Regions from separate parts of the Homo sapiens genome. Here region 1 is linked to region 2. Evidence: chromatin loops called from intact Hi-C (ENCODE). Cell type or tissue: endothelial cell of umbilical vein. All regions are shown on one strand. Links, peaks and the distances in the headings refer to the core of each region. The heading gives the core; the rest is flanking DNA.

Region 1 (8,404 bases), core at 119-8,118, 57 kb after region 2:
AGATCCTCCACGTGAGCAGTTCACAATAGGGATCGCGCTCCTGTGAGAATCTAATGCTGCCGCTCCTCTGACAGGAGGCAGAGTTCAGACGGTAAAGCTGCTCACCTGCTGTGCAGCCTGGTTCCTAACTGGTCCATGGCCCAGGGGTTGGGAACTCCTGATCTAAAGTAAAACTTACTCTCTGCATGTCTGGAGTTAGCTTCCATGAAATGCTGAAGAAGCATACCCAGTTGCTCCTATGAGAAGCTTCATTGCTAGTTATGAATACCTCTGGTATAAATCAGATTCAAGACACATAACTTTGCCTGGTTTAAATTCTCTTTTGCTTAAAACACAATTCGAGCTAGAGAGTACTGTAGAACTCAGTTGCTGATGTTGCTATCAAATCTTTTGTTTTATAATGCCCTTTCATTAAACATGCACAATATTTATTTCTAGTACCGCCAGTGTTGTGTGAATGCACAGTTGAAAATGTTGAATATGTGATCATGGTGCCCTTTAGCAGATTTCTCTAAAATGGCTGTTCTCAATTATTTCCACAAGCTGAATAGATTAACTTTATGACATGGACAGAGATTCCTTTCGGTTTCATCTTAAGTGACAGACATGTGTTTTTCAGCATTTGTGAGTGGTTATTGATTGATTCATTCGTTCAGCAAATAGTCATGGAGAGTCTACTATGCCCAACAAGAGGAAAAACCCGTGATGCCTGAGAGTCTAAAATTGGGTTAGTGATTCACTGACCTGCAGAAATTTGTGGGAGTGACTTCTTTGGACCTCTGTATTGTATTCCACCTCAGCATGTTTATGTCTGATGATAGCTATATGTGTAAAGCATTAGTAAATGTGAAAATAATTCTAATGCACAAATTATTGTGGCTTTTCATTCTAGAATTATAAGAGACCATGGATTAATCAACCTTAGAAAGTTTCAATGTAAGTATTAGCAGTTTTCTTTATTTTACAATTTTTTTCCAATATTATTGAATAATTTTAAATAAATCACGTATTGTAGTTCTTAATCCAAGTTGCATATTAGCCTGGCTATCACTCCAGACTAATGAAGTAAGAATCTCTGGGGTTGGAGGCACAGCACCTGCATTTTTAAAAAGTCTTCAGGGCAATTCTGATCCATAGTGAGAGTTTAAAGTATTAATTTGGGGCCAGGCGCGGTGGCTCTTGCCTGTAATCCCAGCACTTTGGGAGGCTGAGGTGGGCAGATCACGAGGTCAGGAGATCAAGACCATCCTGGCTAACATGGTGAAACCCCATCTCTACTAAAAATACAAAAAAAAAATTAGCCAGGCGTGGCGGCATGCACCTGCAATCCCAGCTACTCAGGAGGCTGAGGCAGGAGAATCACTTGAACCCAGGAGGTAAAGGTTGCAGTGAGCCGAGATCACGCCAGTGCACTCCAGCCTGGGCGATAGAGCAAGACTTAGTCTCAAAAATAAATAAATAAATAAGCAAATAAATAAATGTATTAATTTGTAGTCAATAAAACTTGTATTAAAATTCTTTTTTAAAAATTTGTATAGTAATTACAGTGTGAATATTAATGAATAATTTTCTGGATAGAGTCATGTTTTGCAACTATGTGTTAAGCATAACATAACCTTAATCTTCAGGTTGTAAAAATATTTTAGATAAATAACAGAAAGTGATCTTTATTTTGGATGGTTATAGACAGACAAAATAAATGATATTTAATATTATATGACGGTGATAAAAATACATATAGTGATTTTTAAAATAAATGCCACCTTTGACCTTACTGTGGTTTTTTGTTGTTGTTTGTTTTTTAAGAGACAGGTTCTTGCACTGTTGCCCAGGATGGAGTGCAGTGGTGTGATGGTATCTTGCTGCAGCCTTGAACTCCTGGGTGCAAGTGATCCTCCCACCTCAGCCTCCTTATTACAGGCTCGAGCTATCGTGCCTGGCCTTTATTATTTTAAATATCAGAGATACCTAAGCAGGGCAGAAAAAGTCCCTGTACTTTTTCTTCTTCCACAACATAGAGGCTTCCACAACTAAGAAGGATGATGTCATAATAACAATCACAATGTTTGTATTAAAATATTTGTAATAGTTGTGTGTCATAATATTCTTTTTTTGTAAAGAATAACCTAATGGTTAGGTTTGTACAATAACCTAATGGTTATTGTAAAACATCCCAGTTGATAGATTCTTGTAGGGGTATTTATTTAATAATATATAGCATCGTAGGGTTCAGTCAACAAGGTTAAGTGTCTTTTTAGTGTAAATAAATATCTAGCCAGGCATGGTGGCTTGCACCTATAATCCCAGCTACTTGGGAGGCTGAGGCAGCGGATCACTTGAGCCCAGGAGTTCAAGGCTGCAGTGAGCTATAATCATGTCACTGCACTCCAGCCTGGGCAACAGAAAATCTATATTTTTTAAAAATATAGCCATCATCATAAGTATGTTACATTTTAGGTCCTTTATTATTTATTTATTTTTTGAGACAGGGCCTCACTCCAGTTGTCCAGGCTGGAGTGCAGTGGCTCAGCTCACTGCAGTCTCCGCCTCCCAGGCTCAGGTGATTCTCCCACCTCAGCCTCCCAAGTAGCTCCATCTCTACTAAAAAATAAAAAAAATTAGCCAGGTGTGGTGGCAGGCGCCTGTAGTCCCAACTACTCAGGAGGCTGAGGCAGGAGAATCGCTTGAACCCGGGAGGCGGAGGTCGCAGTGAGCCAAGATCGTGCTACTGCTCTCCAGCCTGGGCGACACAGCGAGACTCCGTCTCAAAAAAAATAAAAAGGTAAGCTAGGAAAAAAAAAAATAGCTGTCATAAATGAAAGTCTGTATCGTTAGTCCAAGAGTAGATAGAACTAACCTAATTACTGATTGAAACGACCCAAGTAGCAGTTCGAGAGTTACTGACTGCTCCAATCTACCAGTTATTGTTAGTCAGTTTTACTCTCCATCTTCTTTGCAGATACATCTTTGGATTAGTTGTTTGGTCAGTAGTGATCCCCAGAGTTGCTGCTCTGGTGTCTCTGCATGATATTTGCATGACAGTTGTCAAATAAAACTTCATTAGCAGTAAATTAAGTTGTAGTAGTTAATTTAGTTTGGAGAAAGGCAAAATGACCCATATGAAGGATGAAAAAAATACTTACCTTGCTTGAGGATGTGTAGGTGGGACATGCAAGAAATCACACTTTTTCTCAGCTAATGGGAAATCTTCTGGATGGATTATTTTGTCTGTAGCTTCTTTGTTTTCCTGTGGGAGTTAATACCATAAATTTTGGCCATAATTCTTCCTAAGAATGTAAGATCTGCCTTTAATTGTCTCGTCCATTACTGCCAGCAGTTCCTGCCCCTGTGTAGTTTAAAAGACAGTGAGGTGGCCGGGCGCGGTGGCTCACACCTGTAATCCTAGCACTTTGGGAGGCCGAGGCGAGCAGATTGCCTGAGCTCAGTAGTTCAAGACCAGCCTGGCCAACATGGTGAAACCTCGTCTCTACTAAAATACAAAAAATTAGTCGAGCATGGCGGTGTGCCTGTAATCCCAGCTACTTGGGAGGCTGAGACAGGAAAATTGCTTGAACCTGGGGAGGCAGAGGTTACAGTGAGCTGAGATCACACCACTGCACTCCAGCCTGGGCCACAGAGCAAGACTCCATCTCAAAAAAAAAAAAAAAGACAGTGAGGTGGCTGGGCGCGGTGGCTCATGCATGTAATCCCAGCACTTTGGGAGGCCGAGGCGGGTGGATCACCTGAGGTCAAGAGTTCAAGACCAGCCTGGCCAATGTGGTGAAATTCCGTCTCTACTAAAAATTCAAAAATTAGCTGGGTGTAGTGGCGGGCGCCTGTAATCCCAGCTACTTTGGGAGGTTGAGGTAGGAGAATTGCTTGAATCCAGGAGATGGAGGTTGCAGTGCGCCGAGATCACCCCAACGCACTCCAGCCTGGGAGACAGAGCGAGACTCCATCTCAAAAAAAAAAAAGACAGTAGATGTGGGAGATGAGTAGTGCTCAGTGGTGGAGATGATCTCCAGTGTTAACAACATCCCTGTGGGATAGTTGCTATGGTGCTGTCATTATGATTAGTGTTTTGCATTCTTGGCTTTCCTGTTTGCTTCCTGTCATGGATAAGTTAGTCATATGAGGTTATGAATAATGTTCTTCCATTTTACTAATTGTAAAAAAAAAAAAATGCTGAAAACTCAGGGATCCTTACATTTCCCATGACACATTTATGTTTTATTTTCTCTGTAGTAATGGAACGGCGGTATCCCAAGGAGGTCCAGGACCTGTATGAAACAATGAGGCGATTTGCAAGAATTGTGGGGCCAGTGGAACATGACAAATTCATTGAAAGCCATGCATGTAGGTGGTTTTTGAGCCTTGAGCAGTATTTGTGTGTGTATATTTATATAAATAGGAGAGATAATGGTGTGTTTTATGTGAAGTTCTATAAATAAATAAATGGATATTTCTCTCTTTGTTCCCCTTTATTACCATGAGACAAATTTGGGACTATGGGGGTGGCAGAAGAGAGGTTAAAAAGCCCTAATGACTTCCCCCATTGCCCCAGATAAACAATAATTTAGTAGTTTTTCTCCCTACTTTGTATCATGGGAACTTTCAAATATATATAGAAGTAGAGATAATAATATGATGAACTCCCGTGTATCCATCATCCAGCTTCAGCAGTTTTCAACACATGGCCAGTCTGGTTTCATCTTTACCACTCACTCTTCCCTCCTGCCCTCAACTGGATTATTCTGAAGCAAATCCCAGACATCATTTTATTTTGTTCATAAATATTTTAGTATTAAAAGTAGTTTTAAAAATGAGGACAGAGATGGATAGCTTGTGGAGATAGTACTTCCATCGATCTCTTGCCTTTCTGTGGTATTTCTGTGAGAGCTCTACATAGTTACCATTTGATTTTTCACTATAAAAAATTAAAAGTTGTTATGAGGCCGGGCGTGGTGGCTCACACCTGTAATCCCAGCACTTTGGGAGGCCAAGGCAAGAGGATTGCTTGAGTCGAGGAGTTCGAGACCAATCTGGGCAACATAGTAAAACTCCATCTCTACAAAAATACAAAAGTTAGCCAGGCATGGTAGTGCACACCTGTAGTCTCAGCTACTTTGGAGGCTGAGGTGGGAGGATTGCTTGAACCCGGGTAGCCGAGGTTGCGGTGAGCTGAGATCACACCACTGCACTCCAGCCTGAGCGACAGAGTGAGACCCTGTTTCAAAACAAAATATGTTGGTATGGCAGTAAGGCCTAGATTGTTAAAATAATATGGACTCTGGCTTGTTCTGTACCTTTCATCATGACATTTGTGTATGTGGCTTCTAAGTTTAGTTCTGGGAAGGTAGTCTACTAAGGCCCTTATTCTCACCGTGAAAATATTTCTTACATAGCATTGCAGACATTTATCTGAGCCAGGTTGGTTGTCCTCACCAAACACCTTGTTTGGTTAGCATTCTTTGTGTGGTTTGTACCAGGTGACTGATCCTTTACTTCCTGTCCCAGTTTGGGACACACCCCTGGTTTATGTGTCATTCCAAAACACTACACCCCATGGATTGTCCAGGCTCTTCCTTCATTCTCTGTTTCAAAAGCAGCCAAATTAGAATGATTTGTAGAACTTTTAATAGAAGATAGTTAGAGCAGGGAAACTTGGTTGTTAAAAAAATTATATTTTGCCCAGTGCGGTGGCTCATTCCTATAATGCCAGCTACTTTGGAAGGCCGAGGCGGGTGGATCACCTGAGGTCAGGAATTCGAGACCAACCTGGCCATCATGGCAGAACCCCATCTCTACTAAAAATACAAAAATTAGCCGGGTGTGGTGGTAGATGCCTGTAATCCCAGCTACTCAGGACGCTGAGGCAGGGGGAATTGCTTGAACCCGGGAGGTGGAGGTTGCAGTGAGCCGAGATCATGCCATTGCAGCCTGGGCGACAGAGCGAGACTCTGTCTCAAAAAAAGAAAAAAAAAATTGTTACTTTTGTAGACAAATGAATTTAACCATTTCACTAAGTTTTCTAGAAGACAGTTCCAGCTGCTGCATCTGGAGACAGCAGCTGGAAGATAGCTGGAGTAGGTTTTCCTCAGCTCTTGGGTAAAATTTCTAATGAGAAGTTACCAACGAGTAGGATTCTCCAAATGAACTTCCCTAGTCTTATAAGGCAGAATTAATGAAAATGCTCAATAGCAAAAGTGCTCACTAATGTTGCTTTTGTTTTTGTAATTTTTTCCTTCATTCCTTTTGGGGAAAACAGTGGAATTTGAACTCCGAAGGGAAATCAAGAGGCTCCAAGAATACAGGACAGCAGGCATTACCAATTTTTGTAGTAAGTATGCTTCAGCTACATACCGTACTTGAGGGCAAGTATCTTCCAGACACACAGAGGAAGTCTCTGAATTGTTGTGAATTTTTTTTTAAAAAACAAGCTTTCCTTTACCAGAATGCTTTAAACCTTTCCAGTAAAGTTTTGGCTATTTAATCCCTATAAATACCTTTGTATAGATTATCTTTGGTACTACAAAAGTTGTGAGACAAAGGAAAGAGAGGTGCTGCTTTAGATTTAGGATTCTGCCGAGGCTCTTTAAAAAAAGGGAATCTTGGGCCGGGTGCAGTGGCTCACACCTGTAATCCCAGCACTTTGGGAGGCCAAGGCAGGTGGGTCACTTCAGTCCAGGAGTTCGAGACCAGCCTGACCAACATGGTGAAACCCTACCTCTACTAAAAATAAAAAAACTAGCCAGGCGTTGTGGTGCACACGTTTAATCCCAACTACTCGGGAGGCTGAGGCACAAGAATCGCTTGAACCTGAGAAGCAGTTGTTGTAGTGAGCCAAGATGGTGCCACTGTACTCCAGCCTGGGTGGCAGAGGGAGATTCTGTTTCAAAAAAAAAAAAAAGGAATTTTATATTTTAGGTGTGTCACCCTTTTCAAATTTAATGATACATGGTCTTAGCATTTTTATAAAATAATGAAGCTTCAACTGGCTCCAGGTGCTTGCATCCCAGTTACTTGGGGTAGTGACAATAATTATATTATTAGCAGCTAACATCTATCAGATATTTACCATGTACCAGTCTCTATGCTAACCATTTCACTTGGATCAAGTCAATGAATTCTCATGACAAACTTATAAAGTACCGTTACTTCCATTTAGTGAAGAAATTAAGGTATAAAGAGGTTACAGAGCTAGTTAGTACTAGAACCAGGTCATAAGAGATAGTGTATTATAGTAGTTAAGAGCTTGGGTCTAGACTTAAAAAGCTTGAGTATAAATTTTGGCTCTCCAGCTTGCCAGCTCTGTGATGTGATTCTATCCAAATTTATTTTTCTTTCCTTTTTTTTTTTTCCCTAGAGACTGACTCTTGCTATGTTGCCCAGGCTGGTCTCAAACTCCTGGCCTCAAGCAGTCCTCCCGCCTAGGCCTCTCAGAGTGCTGGGATTACAGGTGTGAGCAACTGTGCCTGGCCTCTATTCAAGTTTTAATTTTCTAAGGTTCTTAGAGTTAGTGTAAAGATTTAATTAGAGATACTGCATATAAGCATAGCACAGTATCTGGCACACAATAATTCCTCAATAAATGGCAGTTTCTGTTGTTTTGCTGTCATTGTTGAAATGATCTTTAGCATTCCCTCCTTCTTCCTATTTGAAGTTTTTGTGATTATTGATAGTTGTCACCTACTATCTATAAGAAATAGTTGGCTTCTTTTTTTTTTTTATTTGAGACGGAGTCTGGCTCTGTTGCGCAGGCTGGAGTTCAGTGGTGCCATCTTGGTTCACCACAACCTCTGCCTTCTAGGTTCAAGCGAGTCTCCTGCCTCAGCCTCCTGAGTAGCTGGGACTACAGTCATGCACCACCATACCCGGCTAATTTTTTTTTTTGTATTTTTAGTAGAGATGGGGTTTATCCATGTTGGTCAGGCTGATCTCGAACTCCTGACCTCAGGTGATCCACCCACCTCAGCCTCCCAAAGCGCTGGGATTACAGGTGTGAGCCACCACGCCCGGCAATAGTTGGCTTCTTAACACAGCCCTGTGGGTGCAACATAGCCTTATGGATGTAAGTTCAGCCTAGTATAATGGCTCTTTAACAGTGGAAACCATTTTTGAAATTAAATTTTGTGTGAGCCCCAATCTACAAATAAGATAAAAGTGGGCTGGGCACGGTGGCTCACACCTGTAATCCCAGCACTTTGGGAGGCCGAGGCGGGCGGATCACTTGAGGTCCAGAGTTCAAGACCAGCCTGACCAACATGGAGAAACCCCGTGTCTACTAAAAATACAAAATTAGCTGGGCATGGTGGCGCATGCCTGTAATCCCAGCTACTCCGGAGGCTGAGGCAGGAGAATGGCTTGAACCTGGGAGGTGGAGGTTGCTGTGAGCCGAGATCGC
Region 2 (8,229 bases), core at 4-8,003:
CAGGGTTCAAGCAATTCTTGCGCCTCCCAAGAAGCTGGGATTACAGGCATGCGCCACCACACCCAGCTAATTGTTGCATTTTTAGCAGAGATGGGTTTTCGCCATGTTGCCCAGGCTGATCTTGAACTACTGGCCTCAAATGATCCATCTGCCTTGGCCTCCCAAACTGCTGGGATTACAGGAATGAGCCACTGTGCCTGGCCCCTGAATGCTATGTTTTTAACGACTAGATCTCAGTATTATGTGGGACTAATTTTTCTACAGTATTACAACACTGATTACTGATATTCATTGTTGACAATCATGACATCCAGATCTGGATATTTGCCTTAGCCAGTCTCAAAATTTGAGTTTCAATGACAAAGACACAGATATGTCCTAAATGACTGACCCCACTTCCACTATGTGAAGTTGAGAGTGGTTGTAAAGCTGTACAGCTATAGGTGAAACACTAATGTTAATCAACTATCTGTTGAACAACTACCATGTAAAAGGACAATTTATGCCTTAGAGAGCAATTTAAAATTTTTTTAGAGATGGGGGTCTCGATACGTTGCCTAGACTGGTCTCAAACTTGGGCTCAATCCATCCTCCTGCCTCAGTCTCTCGAGTAGCTGGGATTACAGGTACACACCACTTCACCAGGCAAAGGGCAATTTTAATATTTCTACCATCCATTCTCCACACAGCTGCCACAGTGATTTTTTTTTTTTTTTTTTTTTTGAGATGCAGTTTCACTCTGTTGCCCAGGCTTGAGTGTAGTGGCACAATCTTGGCTCACTGCAACCTCCACCTCCCAGGTTCAAGTGATTCTCCTACCTCAGCCTCCCGAGTAGCTGGGATTACAGGCGCCCGTCACAATGCCCAGCTAATTTTTTTTGTATTTTTAGTAGAGATGAGGTTTCACCATGTTGACCAGGCTGGTCTCGAACTTCTAACCTCAAGTGATCCGCCTGCCTCGGCCTCCCAAAGTGATGGGATTACAGGTGTGAGCCACCGCTCCCAGCCCACAGTGATCCTTTTACAGCAAAGCTACTCCTTTGCTCTCAACCCTTCGTCATATTCTGTCACTTCCCAATAAAATCCAAACCTTACCAGATGATACATGATCTGCCTTGATTTCCATCTAATTTCTCTCATTTGCTGTGCTCCAGCCACACTGGTCTTGCCCTTTCTCCATGCCAAACAAATCCCCATTTCAGGGTCACTGCACTTGCTGCTTCTCTTCTAGGATAGTTTCCCTCTAGAAATCCATGTTGCTCCTTCTCTCATTAAATGATCAGATATTTATGTGCCTCCTTAGCTAAGAGGCCTTCCTTATCTACCCTAACTAAGAGAATCCCCATATCACTCTTATCCTTTTATCCTGATTTATTTTTCCATAAAACTTGCCACATTACTGGGCATTATCTATCATTTAGTAATGTGTATATTGCTTATTGACAGTCTTCCCTACTATAATATGAGCTCCATGAGGCAGAGACTTTGTTTTGTTCACTGCTGAATTCCCAGCACCTACAACAAGCCTACTCACTAAACATTTGTTGAATTAATCTTCAGGATACATCAAATGTAAAATATCCTATCATATATTTATTGATGTGATGCATAGGAAAATGTCTGGAAGGGTACATACCAAAATGTTAATTATTTATTTAACCTGGTGGGAGGTGGTTTTTCTTTCCTTTTCTTTTCTTTTTGAGACAGAGTTTCGCTCTCGTTGCCCAGGCTGGAGTGGAATGGCAAGATCTTGGCTCATTGTAACCTCTGCCCCCAGGGTTCAAGCGATTCTACTGCCTCAGCCTCCGGAGTAGCTGGGATTACAGGTGCCTGCCACCACACCCGCGTAATTTTTTGTATTTTTAGTAGAGACGGGATTTCACCATGTTGGTCAGGCTGGTCTAGAACTCCAGACCCTGTGATCCGCCCGCCTCGGCCTGCCAAAGTGCTGGAATTACAGGCGTGAGCCACCGCGCCCGGCAGGGCTTTTTTTTTTTTTTTTTTTTGGAATGAACTTGTATTATGCATATACCAAAAAAGAATGAAAGGGTTCACACAGGCATAAAGTGTAAGTGAATTCTAAAAAAAGGTTGGGCAAATTTATCAAAGGCAGACTTCTAAATAGATGTAACAGTTATATAGTTCAGATAAACCATGGTTTGAATTCCCTTCCCCAGTACTTCCTAGCAGTGTGATCCCAAGTTATTTATGTCAGTGCCTAGATTTCTTCACCTGGAAAATAGGGATAACAACAGGTGCCTACCTCACAAGTTTTAAATGAGACCGTATGTGTAACCTGCTTTGTGCAATGTCTGGCATGCAATAAGTACTCGACAAATGGTAGCTATTAGAATCATCATTAACAGCAGTAATAAGAGATCTTGGGACATACCTAGCCCTCAAGATTGACATCAGAGTAGACCACCACATCCTCTCATCATTGCGCCTCAATTTGGGCCTCTGAAGCCCAAAGAGGGGATGGTTCTTTCCAAAGAAGACAATTTCGACGTTCCAGGAGCATCTGATTGAAACGCACCCTCTTCACCCCTTAAAATCAGTCTGGTTCATCCACGAGCAGCCCTTCGGGGCCCGGACTGGAGAGGCGCCACGGCTCGCCGTCCCTGGGCCCAGTTCCCTCAGCCTCAATTTCCCTTGCTGCAACAGGGGTGGAGATGGGAACGTTATCCCCAAACCCAGGCAGTCCCGGCTCGGCCCGCCTCACCGCACTCCGGAGGGGACCAAACAGCCCCACGCGCCAGGAAGCCTCAGGCAACGGGCCACGCGCCACACGGGCAAAGTGATTACTGGTCGGATCAAAAGTCAGGCAAGCGGCTCAGCCCCATCCTCCCAGTCCTCGGGCACGGGGACAGCAGCAGGCGCGCGGCGGGGACCGGGAAAAGGCCAAGAGGGCGGTGGCGGGCGCTCAGCACCCGGCGGGGGCCTCCACGGCCGAGGGGCGGAGGCGGCGGGCGCGCGGCACGCGGCGCGCTCGCCACTGCGCCGCCCGGGGGCGCGCACGCAAAGCCCGGAGGCGCGCGCGACCGGCGGCTCTTTGGCGCGGATTAGGGGGTCTCGGCGAGGTGAGGCGCCAGGCAGCGCTGGGCGGGCGGGCGGGCGGGTGGCGGAGCGCGAGCCCCTCTAGCGGGACTAGGGAGAAGCGGGGGCCACGAGGTGCGGCGGGGGAGGAGTCGCGGGCTGCGGGCCCCGGCGGCGGGCTTGACGCGGCAGGCTGGCGGGCCGGCGGGCGGGCAGCGGCGGGCCTCGCCGCTCTGTGGGGGAGGGCGGTGTGGGGCCGGGCCTGACCCCGGGGGCCCGCCCCGCGTCTGGGCGGTGCCCCAGTGCCCCGGCCTCGCCATTTCCCGCTCAGCCCTGGAGCGCGTAGCTCTACCAAGAATGGCCACTGTGCCAGATGCCCCTGACCAGCGTTGCCCATTTGAATTTCCTAGCAGGCCCCCCAAAGTAGGTATTTCAGTACCCTGTTAGAGCTGAGGCGCAGGTAAAATGACTGGCCCAGGCCGGTCCCACCCCGTAAGGATTTGAACGTTGGCTCCACAACTCGGGAGCCTGCGCCTTTCCTCCTCCCAACGTGGACTCCTGCCCGGCGAAGTGCCTCACTTCCTTCTCCCGGTAACTGATTCGAATTTGGCGATTGTTAGTTTGGAGCTAGCGCCAGTGTTTCCACGGAAGTTGGTGTCAGAATGTGGTCTCTTGTGAAAGGGGGAGAAAGAAGATTCTGCAGACTGCAATATTGTGCTTTTTTGCCTTTTTTTTTTTTTCTCCTAGGCTGTACTGCAGTGCAGTGGCACGATCGCGGCTCACTGCAATCTCCGCCTCCCAGGCTCAAGCGATTCTCGTGCCTGAGGCGTGGGCCACCACGCCCAGCTAATATTTGTATTTTCAGCAGAGGTGGGGTTTCACCATGTTGGCCAGGCTGGTCTCGAACTCCTGACCTCAAGTGATCCTTCCGCCTCGGCCTCCCAAAGTGCTGGGATTACAGGCGTGAGCCACCACGCCCGGCCCTACTATTTTTTTATTTTTTGAGATGGCGTTTCTTTCGCCCAGGCTGGAGTGCAATGGCGCCATCTCAACACACTGCAACTTCTGCCTCCCAGGTTCAAGCGATTCTCCTGCCTCAGCCTCCCGAGTACCTGGGATTACAGGCGCCCGCCACCACACCTGGCTATTTTTTGTATTTTTAGTAGAGATGGGGTTTCGCTGTGTTGGCCAGGTTGATCTCGAACTCCTGACCTCAGGTTATCTGCCCACCTGGGACTCCCAAAGTGCTGAGATTACAGGCGTGAGCCACCGCACCCGGCCTCCTACTGTGCTTTTTCGAGTGTTGATCAGTCCCTATTGACTGTGCATCCTTTACTGGACGTCTGTTTTTGTTTTTGTTTTTTGAGAGGGAGTTTCACACTTGTTGCTCAGGCCAGAGTGCAACAGCGCGTTCTCAGCCCACCGCAACCTCCACCTCCCGGGTTCAAGCAGTTCTCTTGCCTCAGCCTCCCAAGTAGCTGGATTACAGGCATACGCCACCACGCCCAGCTAATTTTGTATTTTTAGTAGAGACAGGGTTTCTACATGTTGGTCAGGCTGATCTCGAACTGCCGACTTCAGGTGATCTGCCTGCCTCGGCCTGCTAAAGTGCTGGGATTACAGGCGTGAGCCACTGCGTCCAGCCTTGACATCTGTATTTGAAATGACACAGCTATCCCTTGTAAGACACTGCGCAAGTAACATACTCTTTCAGAGCTTGCTTGCTTTTGAAAAAGCAGCTTGCCCCAAAAGTGTGGGAGTGAGGATTCAAAGAATCCCCACACCTTGGTACCCACGGGTACCTAGCAAATTGAAAAAGTTCAGTAAATTTGGCAGTTATTTGATTGCTGCGTTCGTAATACACCCTTGCTAGACTCATTTTTCTTCAGAGCTCAACTTTTCCTGAGAGGACAGCAAAGGGAGACCTACCCCACCCCAAAAAGGGAAAGTTCTTTGATGGCAGCGTTAGCAGAAATGTTGCCCACACTTAGTGATGAATTATTCTCCAAGCTAAAAATTACCAGGGTGAAAAAAATCACTTCAGAAAAGCTAAAGATAAATTAACCTTTTGTAGAATTAACATTTATTAGTCCACTACTATGTGTTTATTGTATTCCTCCTGTATGCTTGGCATTTTAAAAGCATACAGATAGGTATCCGATATAGTCTCTGCTTTCACTTATTTATTATTTATTTTTGAGACAGGATCTTGCACTGTCGCCCAGGCTGGAGTGCAGTGGCACAATCTCGGCTCACTGCAACCTCCACCTGCCTGGTTCAAGCAACTCTCATGCCTCAGCCTCCCGAGTAGCTGGGATTATAGGCGCCCGCCACCACGCCAAGCAAATTTTTTTGTATTTTTGGTAGAGACGGGGTTCTCACTATGTTGCCCAGGCTGGTCTGAAACTCCTGACCTCTGGAGATTCATCTGCCTCAGTCTCCCAAAGTGCTGGAGTTACAGACATGAGCTACCACACCCAGCCTGCTTTCACTTAATTTAGAAGTGGGGGAAAATAGACATTCAGAAGTAATACTCACAAAGTAGAATGTGAAAAATGCCAGATAAAAAGCTGTGAGTGGGCCGGGTGCGGTGGCTCATGCCTGTAATCCCAGCACTTGGGGAGGCTGAGGTGGGCAGATCGCCTGAGGTCAGGAGTTCGAGACCAGCCTGGCCAACATGGTGAAACCCCGTCTCTACTAAAAATACAAAAATTAGCCAGGCCTGGTGGCCCGCGCCTGTAATCCCAGCTAATTGGGAGGCTGAGGCAGGAGACTCGCTTGAACCCGGGAGGCGGAAGTTGCAGTGAGCTGAGATCGTGCCATTGCATTCCAGCCTAGGCAACGAGAGCGAGACTTAGTCTCAAAAAAAAACAAAAACAAAAACAAAAAGCTGTGAGTGTACAGAAGAAGGATTATTTTTTGACTTAGTGTAAAATATTATTTTATTTCTGCTTCAAAGAAGATACTTTGGGCCAGGCATGGTGGCTCACACTTGTAATCCCAGCACTCCAGCACTTTTGGAGGCCGAGGTGGGCGGATCACTTGAGGCCAAGAGTTCGAGACCAGCCTGGCCAACATGGTGAAACCCTGTCTCTCCTAAAAATACAAAACAATTAGCCAGGTATGGTGGTGGCACATGCTTGTAATCCCAGCTTCTCAGGAGGCTGAGGCACAAGACACAAGAATCAAAAATGAGAACCAAATGGAGAATGAGAATCCCTTGAACCTGGGAGGCAGAGGTTGCAATGAGTACTCCAGCCTGGGCAACAGAGCCAGACTGTGTCTCCAAAAAAAAAAGAAAAAGAGACTTAGTCTGTCCTCCAAGCTGGAGTGCAGTGGTGGCTCACTGCATCCTCGACCTCCTAGGCCCAAGCGTTCCACCTCATCCTCCTGAGTAGCTGGAACCATAAGCATGGGCCACTGTACCCGGCTAACTTTTTTTTTTTTTTTTTAAGAGATGGGGTCTCCCTATGTTGCCCAGGCTGGTCTTGAACTCCTGGGTCCCAGTAATCCTCCCACGTCAGCCTCCCAGAGTGCTGGGATTACAGGCATGAGCCACTGTGCCTGGCCCTGTTACGTACTTGTTGAAAGAGTGAGGAACAAATGTATGTTGTAATAGATAGGATTTTTTGGTTTCCAGTTACAGAAACTCGTTCAGTCTTATGATTAAAGTTGAGTTTATTAAAGTTTATTAAAGAGAGAGAAATGAGAGAAGAGTTAAACAGTTGAGCCACCTGGGGCTAGGGATTTCAACAGCCAGAGCACATGGACTGAATTCTTTGAATGAATTCTAGTGAATAACTAAGCTCCAACTGCCTTCTGTCCTTTCATGTCTTACTCAAGATCCAGATTTCTGGAAGAAGAGACCTGGTTGCTTTAGCTTTTGTCAGGGGTGGGGAATGGGGTATTGTGATTGGCAGCCCCACCAGTATCACATGAAATGTGGGAGGGTCAGTTTCCCAAATAAAGATGGCAGCTAAGGAGAGAAATGATGCTGAGTAGAGAAAGCCAACAGTTGTTTATTAGAAATATGTAGCATTTGCCCCTGCCACCCTCAGTGCCCCATAGACCCAGATCCTTCCTCATAAAAAAGAAAAATATGTAGCATTTATAGAGGACCAGGTACCATGCTACATTACTTATATGGATTATGATATTTGATTATAACATTTAATTCTCACAACTTTGGAAGGTAGGCACTGTTATACCCACTACAGAGGAAGAAACAGGTTTTCAGAGGTGGAATAATTTTTCAACATTACAAAGCTAAGATGTGGCAGAGCTGAGTATGTTGCATATCTTCTCTTTATCTTGTCCCTTTGAATGATTTTCTGATCCATGTGCCACTTTTGTTTGTTCCTAGGGAGTCATCAAGCTTTGGTGTATGTGTTGGCCGGTTCTGAAGTCTTGAAGAAGCTCTGCTGAGGAAGACCAAAGCAGCACTCGTTGCCAATTAGGGAATGGACCGTTTGGGTTCCTTTAGCAGTAAGTACAGTGGGAACAAGTCTCAGGTGACTTATTATTATTTTTTTTTTGAGATGGACTCTCCCTCTGTTGCCCAGGCTGGGGTACAGTGGCATGATGTTGGCTCACTGCAACTTCTGCCTCCCGGCTTTAAACGGTTCTCCTGCCTCAGCCGCCTGAGTAGCTAGGACTACAGGCGCGCACCACCACACACAGCTAATTTTTTTTATTTTTATTTTTAGTAGAGATAGGGTTTTACCATGTTGGCCAGACTGGTCTTGAACTCCCGACCTCAGGTGATCCACCCACCTCGGCCTCCCAAAGTGCTGGGATTACAGGTGTGAGCCACCACTCCCGGCCTTCAGGTGACTATTAATAGCAAACTAGAGTGGAAGTTGATCAAGGAAGAAAAATAAACGATGAAGTTAGGCAATAAAGCCCTTTGACTCTGATTCTAAGGGAATTATGAGTATCAAAATAAAATCAATTAATACATATTGATTACCCATTGAACACATGACACAAACATATGACCCTGGGTCTTACAAGAAAATGAAGCAGCCGGGCGTGGTGGCTCACGCCTGTAATCCCAGCACTTTGGGAGGCCGAGGCAGGCAGATCACGAGATCAGGAGATGGAGACCATCCTGGCTAACACAGTGAAATCCCGTCTCCAGTAAAAAATAAAAAAAATTAGCCAGGCATGGTGGCAGGCGCCTGTAGTCCCAGC

Evidence for each region. Hi-C counts contacts between places; a loop is a spot of excess contacts. Peaks named below come from ENCODE experiments on the same cell type or tissue, not always from the same donor. Only the 100,000 strongest peaks of a DNase experiment are listed, where the experiment ranks them.
Region 1: it touches region 2 in a loop (5-fold over the local background); 2 of 110 quality-filtered maps call a loop at or near these places.

The regions. Positions count from the first base shown.
Region 1 is chr17:37,461,186-37,469,589 of GRCh38, forward strand. TADA2A (transcriptional adaptor 2A) reads left to right here. Exons shown (of 16, transcript NM_001166105.3): 10 at 893-936; 11 at 4,246-4,356; 12 at 6,269-6,340. Among named protein-coding and RNA genes, the nearest start is that of DUSP14, 25 kb to the right of the region's middle. In endothelial cell of umbilical vein, for the core only: no CTCF peak of the experiment used is centred there; a DNase peak (open chromatin) is centred at 4,226; H3K27ac peaks cover 2,536 bases.
Region 2 is chr17:37,403,870-37,412,098 of GRCh38, forward strand. ACACA (acetyl-CoA carboxylase alpha) reads right to left here and starts at 2,967. Exons shown (of 56, transcript NM_198834.3): 1 at 2,393-2,967. The coding sequence starts at 2,430. TADA2A (transcriptional adaptor 2A) reads left to right here and starts at 3,017. Exons shown (of 16, transcript NM_001166105.3): 1 at 3,017-3,080; 2 at 7,400-7,521. The coding sequence starts at 7,497. RefSeq lists an enhancer at 4,149-4,833. In endothelial cell of umbilical vein, for the core only: no CTCF peak of the experiment used is centred there; DNase peaks (open chromatin) are centred at 2,372, 2,542, 2,752, 3,512 and 1 weaker place; H3K4me3 peaks cover 1,895 bases; H3K27ac peaks cover 1,462 bases.